Linked DNA regions of Homo sapiens: region 2 is linked to region 1. The links are chromatin loops, found by intact Hi-C in ENCODE. Cell type or tissue: PC-3. All regions are shown on one strand. Links, peaks and the distances in the headings refer to the core of each region. The heading gives the core; the rest is flanking DNA. Region 1 overlaps JMY (junction mediating and regulatory protein, p53 cofactor). Region 2 overlaps JMY (junction mediating and regulatory protein, p53 cofactor).

Region 1 (9,763 bases), core at 1,198-9,197:
CTATATATTTCAAAGAGTCTAAATACAAAAAGGTAGGTTCCACTCTAAAGGCCTTAGTTTATCTTAAATTCTGTTTTCACCATATGAATTCTGTTTTGGCAGCAGTTAAAGTTTAAAATGTTTTAGTCCCTGTCCTTAGTGCTTTATGTGTATTATCTTGTTAAATTCTCAAACATAACCTTTTATGCTATAAGCCCAAAACCATTATCTGAATTCCCTGAAGACAGATATATTTCAGAATCCCAGGGTTTTTTTAGATTTTAGAAAGGTAAGATAGAGCATATAACTTCAGACAAGTGTTATTAGTCCACTAATGAAACACATGGTCACATTAAATGGAATACCTAAGGATTAAAAATAGTTTATGAAAAGTTCAGATCACATTTTTCCACAAATGGATTGTGAGATTTGGTTTGACATTAAATTATGGGAATTTTCCATTTTCCAGGATTTCTGACATGTGGAATTCAGATAATTCTGTCAACTTGTGTTACCCATATTTGTGCAGTTGTTACTGGTGAAACCTGTATTTATACTCAGGCTTGTCTGTTACTAATTCTCATGTTCATTCTTTCTACATAATAGGGCTAGTTTTGGTTGAAAACTTGCCCTTAACATCATTCACCTTATGCTGTCCAAGGTTTTTATGACCCTTTAAAAAAAAGATATAGCCTTGCCCTGTCACCGATGCTGGAGTGCAGTGGCACGATCATAGCTCACCACAAGCTCAAACTCCTGGGACTCAGAGTCCCTACTGTCTCAGCCTCCTAAGTCACTAGGATTACAGGCACATGCCACTATGCCTAGCTATGACTTATTTTCGAACCCTCATTTCATTTCTTGTTGACTGCATATTTTCTGTAACTCAAACAGTGGTGGATGCTCAGTGAGTATTTTTTGAATGAATGATTCAGTCCACAGGTAGCTCTTTTAATAGTTCCTCTAATGTCATTGGAATTTTCTAGCACAGTAGGGTAAAAGGCAGAACAAGGGCATAATTCATTTGCATAGTTTGCAAAAAGTGCCATCTGGTTTCATGATAAAGTACAGTCAAAATAGGTATACATGAAAACTACTTTATCATTATTACACATGGTGAGAATGATTGTGGAGTCAGCAGGGTATGTTGTACTTACATGGATGTATGGACATGAATTGGTACTTCATCCCCTTACTAGATTTGCTGTAAAACAATAACAATAACACTTTGATATTTTTCCGTCTTTTTGGGCTGGTAATCCCTAATTTTTTCTAGTGGAAAGAGCACTCTTGTAGGAATCAGGAGAACTGAGTCTAGCTCAAACTTTGCTAGTCATTACCTGGATCACATTGGGAGGTTACAATTTGGTTTGGGGTACTGGTATCCTGATACTTGAAGTATGTTTAGGAGAGTAAAAGTTGAGCTAAGTTAAATTTTAAGATGGCCAATTTTTCCTTTGAGTATTTAAACTACTTTCAGGGCTTCTTTCTTCTTGCCCAGGGAAGCACTGCTCTCAGATATAAAAAAGACACCCCATTGTGGCACCCACCTTCCCTGCACTGCTCCATTATCTGGAATTAGTTCTCTTTTCACCCTGGATTCTGTTTCTCTTAGTTCTGTGGCTGTCAGCTGAGGACAGGAAAACTCAGTCTGGAAATTTCAGATGTTAAAACAGGGAGGAAATTTGGAGCAGGGTGCCCGCTCCATACCTCTTCATGCCTTATACTAAGGATTTTGCCTCCACATTGAAGATTAGATAGACCTCAGAGTATTATTTTGCCCTCACAGATTTCTCTGAGTCATAGCATCCTTTTCTCCTTTGCTGATCTCATAAAAGTCCTGTATGTTCTGGTTCTACAACCCTTTAGCTTTTCCCAAAGTCCACCACTGACCTATTGTTTGTCCTTTCAGAGGTTGGGATTTAACAGACTCCTTCACTGCTTGTCTGCCTCTGATGAGGTTTTGGTTATCTTTAGACCACAGCCCTTGGCAAATCCACGTCTGGACTCTTGGTCTAGATAGAACTCACCGAACCAAAAAATTGAGGGTGAGGTCACTGCTTGTAAGAGAATACCTACTTCCTTTCTCAGTTTGATTTTTGATATTGAGTGTGTGCTGGTAGCACTGCGCTTCTCAAGTGCTTTTAAAGTACCCTGGCTCTGGGCTGCAGTCAGAGTACTGTTCTCTTTGTGGTTGAGAAAGCTGACAGCGTAAAGGCATGTCACTGGGGGACTTTCAACTTTTTTCCTTAGCCAAGAGATTGGGCAGGAGAGAGAAACTTACAGAGTGCTAGGGGAAGAACTTAGCAGAGCATCATGAACGTAGCAGAAAATGGTCACTTAGTTGGGTAGAACCAGAGTAGTGAAAATGAACTCACAGCCTGGATCTGAACAATATCACTGGAAAGTAATCTTAGATTAAGGTTTTTAGACTGGTTTACACTAAGGTTTTAACTTAACGATTCCCCACTTGAGAATAAAGCCTTCTAACATTAGATATCTTACCTGTTTGTATGCTGTGGTAATAGAGAGTGTGGGTGCAGATACTGGAACAATGTATATCCTACAGCTGTGTTTGCAGAGCTGGGCAAGAGCCCCAAGAGAGTATGAAAAGGGATGTTTATCATCTAAAGTGGCGAGTCCACGAGTCTCAAGGTAGACATTATTCCTTGGTTCTTATTTTATGACTTAGGACAAAAACAACAGTTCATATTGTTCACATTCCCCTCCCTAGCTGCTATAATTAAACCCACTTTGGGGTTATATACGTTGTTTGTCACCCATAAAATATTTCCTAACACAGCGGGATCACTCACAGTCTTACACTTAGATAATCTATTAAGTATCCGTTTATAAAATATTCATAAAACAAAGTACCACTGTATTTAATTCACCTGGTTATTTTTAAATTTTTACAACTGCACGTTTAGACTGGAGCCTAACCATTGCTTTTCAGTTCAAAATTCTTGTGAAAGGGATTTGAAATTATATTTTAAGGAAAAATATTCTAATTATTGGGTAAGACTGTGTAGATATATAGACTGTAAAGCAAAAGCTGGAATTTTCTTTAAAACGTATTCTTTTTATGTGCTGACAGGTTTTACCAACCTCGCCAGACAAAAGGGATCATTTAGGAAAATAAGAATTCACTGTCTTTTTCCCTGTAGGTTGTCCCTGTACAGCCAGTCAAGTATTTCTTTGGTATTCTGGGACCCCAGTGATGTCTCACATGAGCTCGTAAACAATACTCTTAATAATTTTCCCTTTTGTTCCTCTCGTCTCCTCCTTTGAAGGTCACTCCTTGGGAAGCCACTTGAATCCAGGGCTCCTCACTATTGCTCCTTTGGCTCTGAGGGCACACTGATGCCCGTATCGGGGCTTTCCTGGAGCTGCTAAGCATGAACCTTTAAACTACCAAAGCAGTGGTGCTATGTTCTTGGAAGAATGCTTACTGTCTCACTCTAGAGAACTATGCTTGTCCTTCACATCTCACTGACTCTTGAAAAGCCATTCCTTTGGCTTCTTTTATCTGCCTTTTTCCGTACAGCCAAATAGAAAGCCATAGAAATAGTAGGGTTAGGAACCAGTTATCTAAAGTACACTTTCCCCTTGGTGGTTTCCTTCATTCCTGGCAAAAATTTTCCCACTCCAGCACCGAGAACTGACCAACCAAGCAAACCTCACAGAAGACCATCCTTCACTTTATGAGCCATGCCCAGAAATTTCTGGATCTCACTTTAAGTTCAGCCTAGGACGTTGATTACATTTACCTAAAGTGACACCTTACGGATTGCAAGGATTTCCATCTAAAGCAATTGTCTTCTGCTGTTCCAGTCACATATTCTCACCTCACTCTATAGTCAGCAGATCCCAGAACCTAGCCAGTCTGTGACCATGGAGCAAAGCAAAACCCCAGATATGTGGCATTAACCAGCTTTTACCATTCTTGTAAATATCTGAGAATAGCCCCGTCATTTTCATATATCTCTGTGAAAAGAACAACTACATAACTTAGCATCCACTTTTGAGAGGGAAAGCATTTATATCCAGATGATACATATATTATTACCATAAATATGCATAAGTATAACATAAACATTAAAACCTTATTTTTACCATGTTTGCCTACTTCCACCATATAATATGACTTGATTATTACTGTTTTATACATATATATATATATATTTTTAAAGTCTAGATTCCATGCCTACAAGTTTCTTTCTGAGAGGAATTACTTAATAGGTTTATGCTATCTGATTAGTATTAATTTTTAATACTAACTCAATTTTCTTGTCCCCACCAGCTAGAAATTTTTTAATTTGTATTTTCAATGCAGATGCAGAGTTTGCGGGGTGGTACAGAAGCGATAGCACGATTGGATCAGTTAGAAGCTGATTATTATGATCTGCAACTTCAGTTGTATGAAGTACAGTTTGAAATCTTGAAGTGTGAAGAGTTACTATTGACAGCGCAACTAGAAAGCATCAAAAGACTTATATCAGGTATGGCGTGCATTTAACCACATAAGTTCACCAAAGATTGAATACATGAGAAAATACTTATGGACTAGGTATGTTTCTTTTGTTAAGACATTTAAAAAATTGTTTTCTGTAGGGATAGAGTGTGGGGGGGTGATTTCTAGCATTTATTGAGCACTTACTGTTTGCCAGATACTGCTAAACACTTTGCATACATTCACTCTATGAGGTGTATTAAATAATAATCACCACTTACAAAGAAGCTTAAGAGATAATGGCTTTGCCTGAGGTTGCAGAGCCAGTAATGAGATTAGAACCTTGTTCTTTCCAAACCCTAGCCCATATTCTTTACCACTACTCTTTTTTGCTGTTCTGTAACAGAAAAAAGAGATGAAGTGGTATACTATGACACTTACGAAAGCATGGAGGCCATGCTGGAGAAGGAAGAGATGGCAGCATCTGCGTACTTACAGAGAGAAGAGCTGCAGAAACTTCAGCAGAAAGCACGCCAGCTGGAAGCAAGACGTGGACGGGTTTCTGCCAAGAAATCCTACCTCAGAAATAAAAAGGTATTTAAATATTGCTTTTGTTCATTATTTAGTCTTTTATCCGTATCTACTAATCTCATCTGTTTTGTCTTTAAAACTTGCTTATGTTTTAAAACTAAGTAAGCACTATCTCTTATCAGTGCTCAATGCGTTTATAGTGCTCTGAGAATTGCCCTCTTAAACACATTGGAACAGCCAATAGTGATGTTCTCTTTACCTCTAGAAACACTAATGGTGACTCTGCTAAAGGCCTTGACTACAGGATCCCTGATAATGTGATTCCTGGCTCCCTTTTTATTTAAGGAGGCCCAGCGATGTTTTTTACAAGCCCTGATTCTGACCTTAAAGAATTTTATAGATTGTTATTTCTTTATTTAACTTTGATTACATTTTAGAATGTTTGATTCTTGATATTTGGAATGACTCATTTTGTGGAAATGTGATTCTTCCTGTGTCTTAAAAAATGTTTTGCACTCTAGTCCAGATGTTAACTATCGTGGAGCTGTTTCTAGTCACTGTAAGTGTAGAGTTGGAATCTGGAACTAGCTCTCCAACCTAGACCAAACTGATGACTGTGTGGTACTGATTCGCTTTAAGCTCAAGTATTATAAAAGTATGTCATGTTCTCTGAGAACCCACCTTCCTGCTCTTCACCACATTCCAAGGCTACCACTTCCTCATTCCACAGAAAATCAATACCTTTGCTTTTTGAAATAGATAGCTCTTGCACATTAAAGAAACTCAGACAGGCATGTATCCACAGTAAGTCAAGAACCCAGGACCTTCTATCACGTTGTCCATCAACAGAACAGTTACCTTGCCATCCAGAGCCCTGGCTTTCACATAATTATGTGCCTTTGCTATTTCCCCGTGACAGTGGTAATTGAAACCCACTGCTGTGTCAGCCCTGGTTGTGAGCTTCATTTCACGTTCCAATCTGCACCAACCAGGTAAACATTGCAGGCTGGGCGCGGTGGCTCATGCCTGTAATCCCAGCACTTTGGGAGGCTGAGGTGGGTGGATCACCTGAGGTCAGGAGTTCGAGACCAGCCAACATGGTGAAACCCTGTCTCTACTAAAAATACAAAAAATTAGCCAGGCATGGTGGCACGCGCCTGTAATCCCAGCTACTCGGGAGGCTGAGGCAGGAGAATCGCTTGAACCCAGAAGGTGGAGGTTGCAGTGAGCCAAGATGGCACCATTGCACTCCAGCCTGGACAACAAGAGTGAAACTCCGTCTCAAAAAAAAAAAAAAAAAAACATTGCAGTGATTTCAGCAGGTCTTATAGAACAGTTTTAGGGGAGAATGAAAAGTAAATAAGATTTCAGAAGAGCACATTTTTGAGGAATATTAGGAGTATTTTATATATTACTTTTAGGTGTATAGTGCAGTACTTTTGAGACTCGGAATTTGCAAACCTGCAAGTTTTTGAAAATGCTATGCAATTCAGACTTAATTGAAAGTCTGATTTCATTTTAATTCACCAGTATGCTAGGCACATTGTTAGACTTAGGATACAAAGATGAGCAAGGCATAGTCCCTGCTCCTCCTAGTCTTTTAGAGAAGGCAAACCAGGTGAACAGATGAGTGTTCTGCCGGCCAAAAACAGCAAGAGCAGGGAGTGAGGAAAGGCTTCTCTGAAGAGATGACACTTGTACTGGCTTTTAACATCTGAATAGAAATTGGCCAGATTGATGGTGTTGGGGTAATTACAAGCAGGACAGAATAGTTTTTAGCAAAGACACTGAAGCAGAAAACAGCATGGTTTGTCAGAGCATTCTACATTGTAAGACATGCTGCAGGGCGGGGACCAAGTTATGGGAAATTTTACATACCACATTAACAAGCCTGAGCTTTGTCTGTAGTATAAGTTAAGCAAAGGGGTAGTATGAACAGATTCACATTTTAGCAAGATAAGGCAGCATGAAAAATAGGTTAGAGGGAGAAGAGATGGAAAGGTTCTGATTGGAAGGTGTCATTATCCTCCACCTCAATAAGGTTGAGAGGTTAAGACTATGAAGTAAGTGGGTGCCTGTGCAGGGTAAGAGATGGACAAATCTTGAACTGTCTAGATCTGACACTTTGCAGAAAAAGTTAGTAGGATTTAGTGATGTGGTGAAGGAGGGAGGAAGAGCCATTCTCTATCAACCCTCTGGTTTCTGGATTGGGCATTGAGGTAGATGATGGTGTCACCAACCAAGATGGAAAACCCAGAGGAAGAGCACATATGGGTGGGAGGTGATAAGCTGAGTTTTAGACTTGCATATAAGAGGTCTTGGGCATCCAGGTAGAGATGGCTGTGAGACAGTTGAGACAATTGGGCACCTGGGTCTTATAAGAGTGTATGAGATGGTCTCAGAACAACATACTGAGCAGGTGATTTTTAAAATATTTTATTTATTTTTTTATAGAGACAGGGGCTCACTATGTTGCCCAGGCTGGTCTCAAACTCCTGAGCTCAAGCAATCCTCAGCCTCCCAAAGTGCTGGGATTGCAGGTGTGAGCCACTGTGCCCAGCCTGAGGAGGGTGTTCTTAGGAATGATGAGGTGGAGGTGGGAGGCTGATAGGAAAGAGCAAGGGAAGGTGGTGGAGCAGGATAGATACATAGTTTGAGGAAGAAAAACCTTCATTGTATTTAATATTTGTAATTCAGGAAGCAAAACGTTCTTGGCTAGGGGTGAGAAAGCATTGTAAAGGGCACAGGCTATGAAAGACTGAGCTGCTGTGATGTAGTGCGAGGAGAAAGGCTCTAAGGAAAGAACACTGGGGAACATTTGAAAGTGTGTGCAGAAGAACGGGATCAAAGAGAAAGGGTAATCGAAGTTGGAAGAAGCAGGAGAGCTCGAAGTCATAGAAGTGAAGATGATGATTCCACACAACAGGATGGTCAGTAGGCTCAGGTGCTCCAGAAAGGTAAAGGAAGAAAGAAATGACTCCATGACATCCAATATTGGGAGACTATTGGGGCCTTATGTTCAGAGTTTCGAGAAAAGTTGTGGGCAAGGAGTAGATCTTGGTGGTCTGAGAAGGGAGTGCAGCAGAGGTTTAAAGCAGTGACTGACGGAATAGCAAAGGAAACTGTACAGGTGAGGGGTGAAGAGGAGCAACCTTGGTGACCATGGCCCACAGAGCTGTGTACTCTTCTAGCAGTATTAAGAGCTTCAGGCTGAACTTAATACCGGCTTAATACCAGCTCTTCCCTTGTTGATAAGTGTTAGCTCATAGCAATTTAATCAGTATTCTTCAGTCTTCATTTCTGTGTTAATCTAAATCTGAAGTAGGGAAACCCAGCCTTGGAGAATCTCTCCATTTACACTTGTGTGCCTGTACCCCAAGCCCAGCAACTGAGGTGGCAGAACTGCAGAGGGAAGGAGTAGTGAAATAAGGAAGGGTGGTGAAAAGATAGGAAATGCAAAACACTAAGTCCTAAAAAGAAAAGCTACTGAGAAGATCAAATATACAAGGAAAAACAAATGTCTCCCTATGTAACATAATCCTATATTCCCTTGTTTACATATCAACATGCCCAAGGTCACTGGCTTCTTGGTTTCTCTGGCACTCATCTTAAGATTGCATACACAGTTCATGTCCTGCCTCACCCCTTGAAAGAGTGGAGATAGGTGGTCCCCGGCTGTGCTGGTGAAGTCAATGCTTTGTGATTAAACATTTCAAGAAGAGTAACAAAAATAACAATTTTCTTTGTTTTTTATCTTCTTTAATTCTCCCAGTAGTCAAATGAAATCCAGAGAGCTCAGAAAATTAGAATCATTTTCATACTTCATTTGGTGGCAAAACCAGACCTGAGCTAACATGAAGTTATTTATTATCTTATTCTCACTTTGACAATTCATTTAACTATTACTGCTTATTATGGGATATGGTTTCAGATCTTGCTTATTAGGATATATATGGTATATACAACTTAACACCATTCTCTAAATTATCAAAAAACTTTGAATTTCAAAACATGTCTGACCTCTGTTCTAGATAAGGGATTGTGGACCTGTATCCTCATTTATAAGCAAGGGAACCAACGCTTCTGGTAGTGACATAAATCACCTAAGGAAAAGCAGCTAATATGGAGCAGGGGTAGGATTCTGTCCTAGACACTCAGAGACCTGAGTTACTGTATCACCAAGTCATGACATTATCTAACACGCCCTTTGTTTTCCCCATTGCACTGGATAGATTCTTGATAGGCAATAGAGTGAACCAGAGTGGGTAAAGAACATGAAGTAAAAAATGACATTTTGCTTTAAAATAACAGTTTACTGACTTCAAAGGTTATTATTTGACTTTCTCTAATTGAAAGAGTGATCATTTTAGGCTGGGCATGGTGGCTCACACCTGTAATCCCAGCACTTTGGGAGGTCAAGGTGGGCAGATCACTTGAGGTCAGGAGTTCAACCAATCTGGCCAACATGGTGAAACCCCGTCTCTACTAAAAATACAAAAAAATTAGCCAGGCGTGATGGCATGCGCCTGTAGTCCCAGCTGCTTGGGAGGCTGAGATGGGAGAATCTCTTGAACCTGGGAGGCGGAGGTTGCAGTAAGCCAGAGATCATGCCACCACACTCCAGCCTGGGCAACAGTGAGACTCCATCTCAAAAAAAAAAAGTGATCATTTTAGTATAGCTTTGGAATGTTGGAGACTAACCCTTTTATCTGGAAAACTTCTCCAAATAGTTTCCTTAGGAAAGGACACAGGGTAAATGAAGATTTAGCTTGGTACTGGTAAAAAGTTACCAGAATATAG
Region 2 (9,763 bases), core at 996-8,995, 59 kb before region 1:
CGGAGCAGCCGCCGCCCGCCACCGAGCTGGAGTCTCCGGCCGAAGAGTGCAGCTGGGCCGGACTGTTTTCTTTCCAGGACCTGCGCGCCGTGCACCAGCAGCTGTGCTCGGTGAACTCGCAGTTGGAGCCGTGCCTGCCGGTGTTCCCCGAGGAACCTTCGGGCATGTGGACTGTGCTGTTTGGGGGCGCCCCCGAGATGACCGAGCAGGAAATCGACACTCTGTGTTACCAGCTCCAGGTCTACCTGGGCCACGGCCTGGACACCTGCGGCTGGAAGATCCTCTCCCAGGTGCTCTTCACCGAGACCGATGATCCCGAGGAGTATTACGAAAGCCTCAGCGAGCTGCGGCAGAAGGGCTACGAAGAAGTGCTTCAGCGGGCCAGGAAGCGCATCCAGGAGGTGAGTGAGTGAGCTCCTAGTCTGGGCTCTACTGGTCGCTTTTGGTTTACTGGCCAAACCAAAGGCTGGAGCCTCGGTGTCGGGTGTGCGCAGTAGGACGGTTGTTTTTCTGGACAAGCGGAAACCAAGAGGGGTTCCTGATCTACCTTGCCCTTCATCCCTCTCGGTGGCTGCTTAATTGACTCTCTGAAGGACCTTCGTCTTTATTTCCTCCCCCATTTATCAAAAGTAGTAAGTGCGCTCTGTGTACTACTCAGTACTGGTAATGCGCAATTAAAGCCACTAAGAAAAGTGTTCTGTAAGCATGGGCTACCTGAGCATTTTTCTACCCCTAAAGCTCTTCCAGCAATAACTGCCCAGATGTCAACTCTTCTTTGTCCTTGTCACCTTTATTTAAAATAGTTTGTCTTACGGAGCAAAGTTGATCTGTTTTGATTCTTCTTTGTGCAGTGTGGCAACCTACGCAAATTTTAAATTCATTTTTAAACGAGTGACCTAAGTGAAAAAGCACCTAGTGACTATCGGATGCAAATTTATTTTTAAAAGGTTTTTTAGAAGTGTTTTGTTTCTTTTTTTTTGGACTACCTCAGGTCTTTACAGATGGCTCAGGTTTCACTGCTGTTTTAGGTAGAAATAAAGATTCTGGGCAGGAATGTTCGTTGTATTTTTGTACTTACTGTAGAAGTACAAAAGCCTTTTCAAACTAATCCTTAAAATAACAAAAAAAAAGTGGAAGAAAGGGTCTGAATGGATATACATATGGGGCTCTAGAATGTGTAGGAAATGTGTAATTCATGCCTGCTCACTAGCTTCTGCTGAAGGAACTTTACTAAAAAAGTCTTTTAAAATAGACCCAGTTTTCCCTAATGGATACTACTACACGTAGTTTCTCAAAGCAAGTTACTGTTTTTACTATTAATGCAATTGAGATTGGTGGAGAAATGCACCCCCGCCCTCCGCGCCTTCTTTTTTTTTTTTTTTTTTGGAAGCAGTTTTGCTCCGTCTCCCAGGCTGGAGTACAGTGGCACCATCTGGGCTCACTGCAGCCTCCCCCTCCCGGGTTCAAGCGATTCTCCTGCCTCAGACTCCTGAGTAGCTGGGACTACAGGTGCGCGCCACCACGCCCGGCTAACACGTTAGCCCGGCTACTTTTTGTGTTTTTAGTAGAGACGGGGTTTCACCATCTTGGCCAGTATGGTCTCGATCTCCTGACCTCGTGATCCGCCCGCCTCGGCCTCCCAAAGTGCTGGGATTACAGGCGTGAGCCACTGTGCCCGGCCTGAAATGCCCCTTTTAATGGTGTTTATATTCCTAAGATTGTGTTGTTATCTGCTTATGTATATATAATAGTTGAACCTTGTTGTTAGATTAGGGAGCTAGAGCCTCATGTTTTTTTCGTAGAATATTAGATATTTTTCTTTATTAGATTTGAGTATTTAAGAAATGTTTGTTTCTCACTTATACCATAGTACTCTCTTACAACTTCCCGAATCCAGATTTTCACTGCTTCCTGTTGGTTTACTGTATGCTAAATGTCACCCACTATAACATGATCCTAGAGTTCCAGGGATCTGTTTTTATTTCCCTTTTTTATCACCTCACTTCGGGAGTCTACCTTAAATTATTTTGAAGGAAGTGACAAATCTTAAGTGACCACATATATTCTCAGAAGTGTTTGGTTAATATTGACCTGTATTTCTCTTAAACTGCAAGAACCGTTAGTGCTTCTTTCTCTTATTAGATTTACAGATATATTTTTTAAAATACATATTCTTAAAAATCCCTTAATGAATGGGCCTGTCTGATTGTAACTTTTTGGATACTCAGAAAAAGCGACTGTCAGGCCGGTCGCGGTGGCTCATGCCTGTAATCCCAACACTTTGGGAGGCCGAGGCGGGCGGATCACGAGGTCAGGAGATCGAGACCATCCTGGCTAACACGGTGAAACCCCGTCTCTACTAAAAATACAAAAGAAAAAATTAGCCGGGTGTGGTGGCGGGCACCTGTAGTCCTAGCTACTGGGAGGCTGAGGCAGGAGAATGGCGTGAACCCAGGAGGCGTAGCTTGCAATGAGCTGAGATCATGCCAGTGCACTCGAGCCTGGGCGACAGAGCGAGACTCCGTCTCAAAAAAAAAAAAGAAAAGAAAAAGAAAAAGAGAAAAAGCGACTATCTCCGGTTTTTTAATTCAAATGGGTCAAAAATAAGCTCTCAAAAAATATAATTTTCTAGAACTCTTTAAAAAGGGGATTACATTTTTTAAAAAATGTGTTCCTAATTAAGGTTCTCTTGACCATAATGATTTATTTTCTTTAACAGAAAATTATACTTTTTTTCTTTCTTTTTTTTTTTGAGATGGAGTCTCGCTCTGTCGCCCAGGCTGAAGTGTAGTGGCGCGATCTTGGCTCACTGCAACCTCTGCCTCCCGGGTTCCAGTGATTCTCCTCCCTCAGCCTCCTGAGTAGCTGGGATTATAGGCGTGTGCCACCTTGTCCGGCTAATTTTTGTATTTTTAGTAGAGATGGGGTTTTACCATGTTGGCCAAGCTGGTCTCGAACTCCTGACCTGGTGATCCGCCTGCCTCAGCTTCCCAAAGTGCTAGAATTACAGGCGTGAGCCACCGCACCCAGCCTCCCCCCGCCCCCTCCAAACAGAGTTTTGCACTATTGCCCAGGCTGGACTGTACTGGTGCAATCTCAGCTCACTGCAACCTCCACCTCCCGGGTTCAAGCAGTTCTCCTTGCTCAGCCTCCCAAGTAGCTGTGATTACAGTCGCCGCTACCATGCCTGGCTAATTTTTGTATTTTTGTAGTGACAGGGTTTCCCAGTGTTGGCCAGGCTGGTCTTGAACTCCTGACCTCAGGTGATCTAACTGCCTCGGCCTCCCAAAGTGCTAGGATTACAGGCGTGAACCACTGCACCCGGCAACTTCAATATTTGAAAAATAGCCATCAAGGACAACAAATAGTTTCAGTAATAATGCCTATCTTGACTTCTGCTGGAAGATTGTGTCTTTAGATTATATTGGGGGAGGGAGGGAAGTGTGGTGTGATTGATTGGTGATGTCTGCCATGGGCATGATAATGAAAGTGTATAGGATGCTAGCCATGTATTTGTCTTAAGCTAATTAAATTTAACTTTGCTTTCTTAATAGTTTGCAGTAACATTTTTTAAGGTAACATTTTTATAGAAGTTGTGCCATGTTTGTGTTATTCTATTGACTTAGTTTGTGGAATTGGCTATAGCTTTTCAAGCTAGGTTTATCTGATAAATCAAATGCATTCTTGAGGATATGTTACTTTTGAGGATATGTTAGAATGCTTAGTCCTTTGGTCACTTACAATACTTAGTCCTTTTCCTTCTTTAATTTCTATGAATCTATTTTTTGGTCTTTTTTCCTACAGTATTCCTTTCCCTGTCCATTTAAAGGTTTCAACTTAAAATCACCTGTTTTTGTTCAAAATGGTTAGTAAGTTGTTGAACTTTTTTTTGTTTGTTTTTAATAGAACAGACTGTACAACTAGATTGTAAGCTTTTCAAGGTCCTTGGCTTTGACAATACCTTGGAACTCTCTTCTTTGCCACCCCTAGTTCAGGACCACACATCTTGTGAGCACTCTTAATTAGTGGATAAAGGAAACTAGAGAAGTTTTTAAAATTAATTTATTCTTACTATTGCAAGAATTTAAAGGACTTAGAAGATGTGTCCTTTTAATGTGAAGTTGTAAGTAAAATTTTTATAAATTGATAAGTGTAAATTCCTCAAAGGACAGTGTTTTTAAAACGAGAAATTTTCTTTTAGTACTTCAAAGGAAAATTTCTTAAAACATAAATAAATTCCTCAGTAAGAGGTTTTTACTTGGGGATGGTGAATTCCCTGTAAGAGGGGCTATGGATGGATTTTAATGGGGCGTCCTGCCGAGTTTTATATCTGTGGGCATGTGTGCATTTTAGAGAGAAAGGCAATAATGTGAGTCACAGGAATGTTTTGGTTTCACAGTGCGTTTAAAAGTTATGTTTATGCTATAATGTACATTATACTTCTTAGGGGCTAAATCCAAGTGAAAGGTGAAATTTGTTACTGGTATGTTTGAATTTGGACTTTTACAAGAGTTTACTATTGGAAGCAGTATTTATACAGTAGACACTGAATCAGTCCTTAAATGAATGCAGGTGCCACCAAGACCTCTTTGAACAGTTTTCAGCAGTAGCCTTGGTTGTTGGTCAGAGCTGAGGTTTGTATTAGTGTATGTGCGTTGGTGGCCCATACTGCAGCTTAGGTTTGACCTGGATTTTATAAATAATGGTTTCTGTATAAGGACAGCTATTCTCAAGATGATTAACTGTGGTGCTTTAGATAGTAAACCTTAATTATGATGGTAGGCTTGATTAAGATCTAATCATCAGTGTTCATTTTGGAATTTATTATGTTTATAAAGATGTGCTCAATTCTAACTTCTCTTCTGTTGAAACCACGGTTTGGAAGTAGCATGTGTTTTCAAAATTATCCGTGTAAGCCACATAATAAATAGCCTGTTGAGTGAGTGGAGTCAGAAACACCTAGGTTGAAAATAGGACTAACCACTTCTGATGACCTGCTTAGTTATTTAACCTCTTTTAAAAAGGAAGGTGGGGGAAATAAAGGATGTCTTAAGATTTGAGTAAGACAGTATGAGAAAGGGCCTAACAAAGTGCCTGGCACTTACTAAAGAGGCTTCCAGGAAGTGTTATTTTCCCTTTTTTCATGTAACAAGGATTATCTGGTTTTCCATTCAGCCCTTTTTGTGGGGACTGTAACTAATATTTATTATTCACTATCTGCTGAGATCAGTGGGTGTTTTATACCTATTTTACTGAGGCAGAAAATGAGACTTAAAGAGGTCCTGTGGACTTCACCAAGGCTAAACAGCTGAGTAACCAAGCTCCGATGAAAGCCTAGATTTGTCTTAATCCAAACGTGTGCCTTTTCTGCCATGCCTGTGGCCTGTTGGGGTTCTTAATCCAAGGGACTGTATTCCTTCCTTAAAGAGAAAGGATGTCAATCTCTACTCTTGAGAATTGGGGAGTGGTATTATTTTAAAATGCAGTCAGTTCAATAATGACTTTTTTTTTTTTTTTTTAAAGACAGTGTCTCACTCTGTTGCCCAGGCTGGAGTACAATGGCAGTATCTCAGCTCACTGCAACCTCTGCCTTCCAAGTTCACGCAATTCTTTTGCTTCAGCCTCCCAAGTAGCTGGGATTACACGTGCATGCAAACACTCAATAACTGCTTTTGATTTAGGATAACTCATTTCGAATTAATTATGACAAGCATGAGGTAGGGCAGTCTGAATGTGATGTTTTAGAGAAAGGTGTTGCCTAGTGGTGCAAGGATAGGTTTATGTTAGAGAAGAGTGCCCAATTGTGGGGAAGTTTTTTGTTTGTTTTGTTTTTGTATCTTAATGGCTAAGCTGGAAAACAGCTCCTGACTTCTGAGGTTATTTAACTGAAGGGGCAAGGGGCAAGGAGCTCTAGGAGGAAGTTTTGTTTAACAGGTGTCCTCCCAAGGATACCTTTGGGTCCTTAGAAAATAACTTTTCTAATTTTCTTGAAAACCTAAGATTAGTTTTAAAACTCAAGCCCTGCTGAAACCCCAACTATATACATTAGAGAAATGACAGTACTTTAGGAGTCTTGGGACGCCACCTGTCTTTCACTGGGCCAGCAAGCCATGACCCATGATTACATATAAATAAATGGTGGAAGCAGGCTGCTATTTATAGGGAAGGATATAATATGATTCCAATGAAGAGAGCTGCTCTGTCTGGCAGTTCTTGACTGCATTGACTGGAAGTATTGAAAAATAGGATATTACATGTTGAGGACATATGGGAGCTGTAGACTTTCAAGACAGAAGATATGTCAACATTGTAGCTTGATGCCTTGTCTAACCATGTTATACTCCCATGAAAATATTGCAAACTGCTCTTTTACTGTAAAATACAGTTAAAGAATAATGAAACTAAGTGAATTTGTGGGATTCTTAAAGTATTGATGAAAGACTTGAAAGTTGGAAACATTTACAATATTTTGATGCTAATCATTTTCTTCAATCCTGTACCCAAATGTACTTTTAGACAGTTTTTTGCATCACTGAAAAAGATGTAAGTATAGAAAAATGGATATATGCTTCTAGTTTAGGGCTTCTATAAAACAAAAACATGGAGACTGGTAGCAGGATGTCACCCTTCTTGGTAATTAATTTGTGTAATGGTTTCTCTGCTTGCCACTTAACATCACAAGATGCCCAGTCCACCAGAGATTTCTTTCTTTTTTCTTTTTTTCCTTTTTTTTTTTTTTGAGACAGGCTTGCTCTGTCACCCAGGCTGGAGTGCAGTGGTGTGATCTCGGCTCACTGCAGCCTCCACTGCCCGGCTTCTAGCGATTCTCCTGCCTCAGCCTCCTGAGTAACTGGGATTACAAGCATGTGCCACCACACCCAGCTAACTTTTGTATTTTTAGTAGAGATGGGGTTTCACCATGTTGGCCAGGCTGGTCTCGAACTCCTGACCTCAGGTGATCCACCTGCTTCGGCCTCCCACAGTGCTGGGATTACAAGCATGAGCCACCACGCCTGGCCCAGATACTTCATAGACATGAAGTCTGGGGATGTTTCCTCCTTGCTAAAATGAGGTTAACTTAGACAACACTTCAGTGATATTATTATAAGGGAGTGTGTATGTGTGTCTGAGAGAGATGGGGAGAGAAGGGAGAAGATGGGTGGGAAAATTGGTTTGTCAAACATAGCAGCTGCTGTATTTGAATTAGCCATCTTATCTTTGCAAATTCTCACATGTAATTTTAATCGATCTGTTAACCTTCTCCATTGCTGCTTCATTTGACGTTTCATTAACTGTAAAATATTTTTGACAGTAGGTCTTGAAAGCACAAGATGAGCCCTCTGTTGCTCCATTGATGGTTAAATGTATGTGTGCCTATTTTTTTTTTTTTTGGTAACGAGAAGTTTCCTGTGGCTCTTTTCACTCTCTAAAAGGCCAGGACCTGCTTCCTCTGAATCTGCCTGATTCACTCAGTTGTTGGTAGGAGAAATTAAGTTCCAAGTGTAAGAGACATAGGCACTGAAAACTAAATAATAGTTCTTGTAACTATTTGTTTTTTTTTTTTTTGGTAGAGATAGTGAAGTTCATTTGGTTTTTCAGGCTTCTTTTAGGGGACTTGATAATACCAAGTAGCCTTAACACAGCATATCTAAGTTATTAAACTGCATAGGGGCAGAGAAGAATTTATCCAGCAAAAGGCCAGAAAATTTGGAGTTGTTTTCCTAAATGTGGGGGATTGTCCTTTATGTTTGTCCTTGAATTTTAAATTAAATATAATTACAATTCTATATAGTAGACTCTTTTTCAGACTGTAGCAAAGGTTCTATAAAATGGGCTGTGAAATAATGGGGCTGATGGGTTAGACATTTCACAGAGGAGGATTTTTAAGGATAAATGTATGAAGTTACTTTAATGATTCGGAATTTTATTTGTAACTTTCAGGTTTGAGGGTAGTGGCTAGGGTCTTAGTTTATTCAACAAATAGTAGTATAGGCACTGGGAAAATGCAGTGATGAACACTGTTTCTTTGGGAAGAAATTTTAAATAAAATTGGTCATGAAGTCATCCTGGTGCTTGGAGGTAGTTGAAGCAGGGTGCTTTTTCAGAAGCATCCCACTACACTGTCTTGAGTGCTTCATGGAAAAAAAAAAATTAAATGGATATGGCTCGGGAAAAATCTGTATTTTTGTCCTGATTGTAATATGAGTTGTTTGACCTTAGGCTGTTGACTAGCCTTTTTGGGCCTTAGTTTTTAGTTTATAAAGTGAGGTAAGTATGGCCTCTTTTTAAAGGACCCACAGCAGTTGATAGGCACAGTGTGGCAAGGGTTGGGACCTGAGCAACTTGGTTTTTTTCTTTTTTTGAGATGAGGCCTCACTCTGTCGCCCAGACTGGAGTGCAGTGGCATGACTTTGGCTCACTGCAACCTCCGCCTCCCAGGTTCAAATGATTATTCTGCCTCAGTCTCCTGGGTAGCTGGGATTACAGGCATCTGCCACCATACCCAGCTAATTTTTGTATTTTTAATAGAGACGGGTTTTCACTGTGTTGGCCAGGCTGGTCTTGAACTCCTAAACTCAGGTATCCATCTGCCTCAGCCTCCCAAAGTTCTGGGATTACAGGTGTGAGCCACTGCACCCAGCCTGTATTCAGGTTTCCATCTCCTTGCAGTAAGATGACTGTTGAAATCGCAGCACTTTTAATATTGCTAGTGTTTTTAGGCTTTGAGAAAGCCTAAATTCACTTTGAAGTACAAAGGGCATTTGAATATGGCAGTAGTGTTTCATTTTGTGTGTGTTTATCCTTACATCCTTAAATCATTCATTACTTATACTTCAAATTTTCTGTTCTTTTTTCACTTCTCCCTGTGGTTTTTAGTATTAAAACTGCTTTTCCGATCAGTTTTTGATAACTGAAAGTTATACTTGCAAAGTGAATGCTTACTTATTAAAATTATTTCTCTAGGCCTATCTTTCTCCTTGCCGTCCTATCTAGATGAGTTTCTATCCACACCTATGGGGCCATAACTGGAGTGTGTATAAGGATGTATATAACAAGTTTTCAATAACTGCAATAGTTAGTTAACCTTTATTGAATGCTTACTGTAGGCCAAGCACTTTACAAAGATCTTTGTGTACATTATCTCAGTTCACACGTAGATTAGACAGTAAGAGGTAGGATGCAAGTGAGTTTGAGACCTGACTTCTCCTTGTTAATATCTGTGATTTTGGGCAAGTTACCTGATGCAGTGCCTTAGCTTCTTCATCTGTAGAGAGATTAATACTGCTGCCTCATAGAGTGATTTAAAAATAGGTATGTTGGCCGGGCACAGTATCTCACGCCTGTAATCCCAGCACTTTGGGAGGCCGAGGCAGGCGGATCATGAGGTCAAGAGTTTGAGACTAGCCTGGCCAACATGGTAAAACCCTGTCTCTACTAAAAATGCGAAAATTAGCTGGGTGTGGTGTTGGACACCTGTAATCCCAGCTAACTTGGGAGGCTGAGGCAGGAGAATCACTTGAACCTGGGAGGTAGAGGTTGCAGTGAGCCAAGATTGCGGCACTGCACTCTAGCCTGGGCGACAGAGCAAGACACCATCTCAAAAAAAAAAAAGTATGCTATAAAGCACTCAGAACAGTGCCTGGCATCTAGTAAACACTTGATAAATCTAAACTTTGATTAATATTTGTATCTACCTAAGAGATAAGGATTTTGCAGCAGAGGTAGAGAATTGGTAAATTTGCCTACATAACGTATCTATTGT

What was found. A loop is a pair of places that touch in the nucleus more often than their neighbours do. Peaks named below come from ENCODE experiments on the same cell type or tissue, not always from the same donor. Only the 100,000 strongest peaks of a DNase experiment are listed, where the experiment ranks them.
Region 2: it touches region 1 in a loop (8-fold over the local background); 7 of 110 quality-filtered maps call a loop at or near these places.

What each region holds. Positions count from the first base shown.
Region 1 is chr5:79,295,838-79,305,600 of GRCh38, forward strand. It overlaps JMY (junction mediating and regulatory protein, p53 cofactor), which reads left to right. Exons shown (of 11, transcript NM_152405.5): 5 at 4,316-4,481; 6 at 4,839-5,026. Among named protein-coding and RNA genes, the nearest start is that of JMY, 65 kb to the left of the region's middle. In PC-3, for the core only: no CTCF peak of the experiment used is centred there; a DNase peak (open chromatin) is centred at 5,424; H3K4me3 peaks cover 436 bases; H3K27ac peaks cover 1,675 bases.
Region 2 is chr5:79,237,282-79,247,044 of GRCh38, forward strand. It overlaps JMY (junction mediating and regulatory protein, p53 cofactor), which reads left to right. Exons shown (of 11, transcript NM_152405.5): 1 at 1-401. Among named protein-coding and RNA genes, the nearest start is that of JMY, 6.0 kb to the left of the region's middle. RefSeq lists an enhancer at 1-411 and a silencer at 85-379. In PC-3, for the core only: no CTCF peak of the experiment used is centred there; no DNase peak of the experiment used is centred there; H3K4me3 peaks cover 3,147 bases; H3K27ac peaks cover 1,582 bases.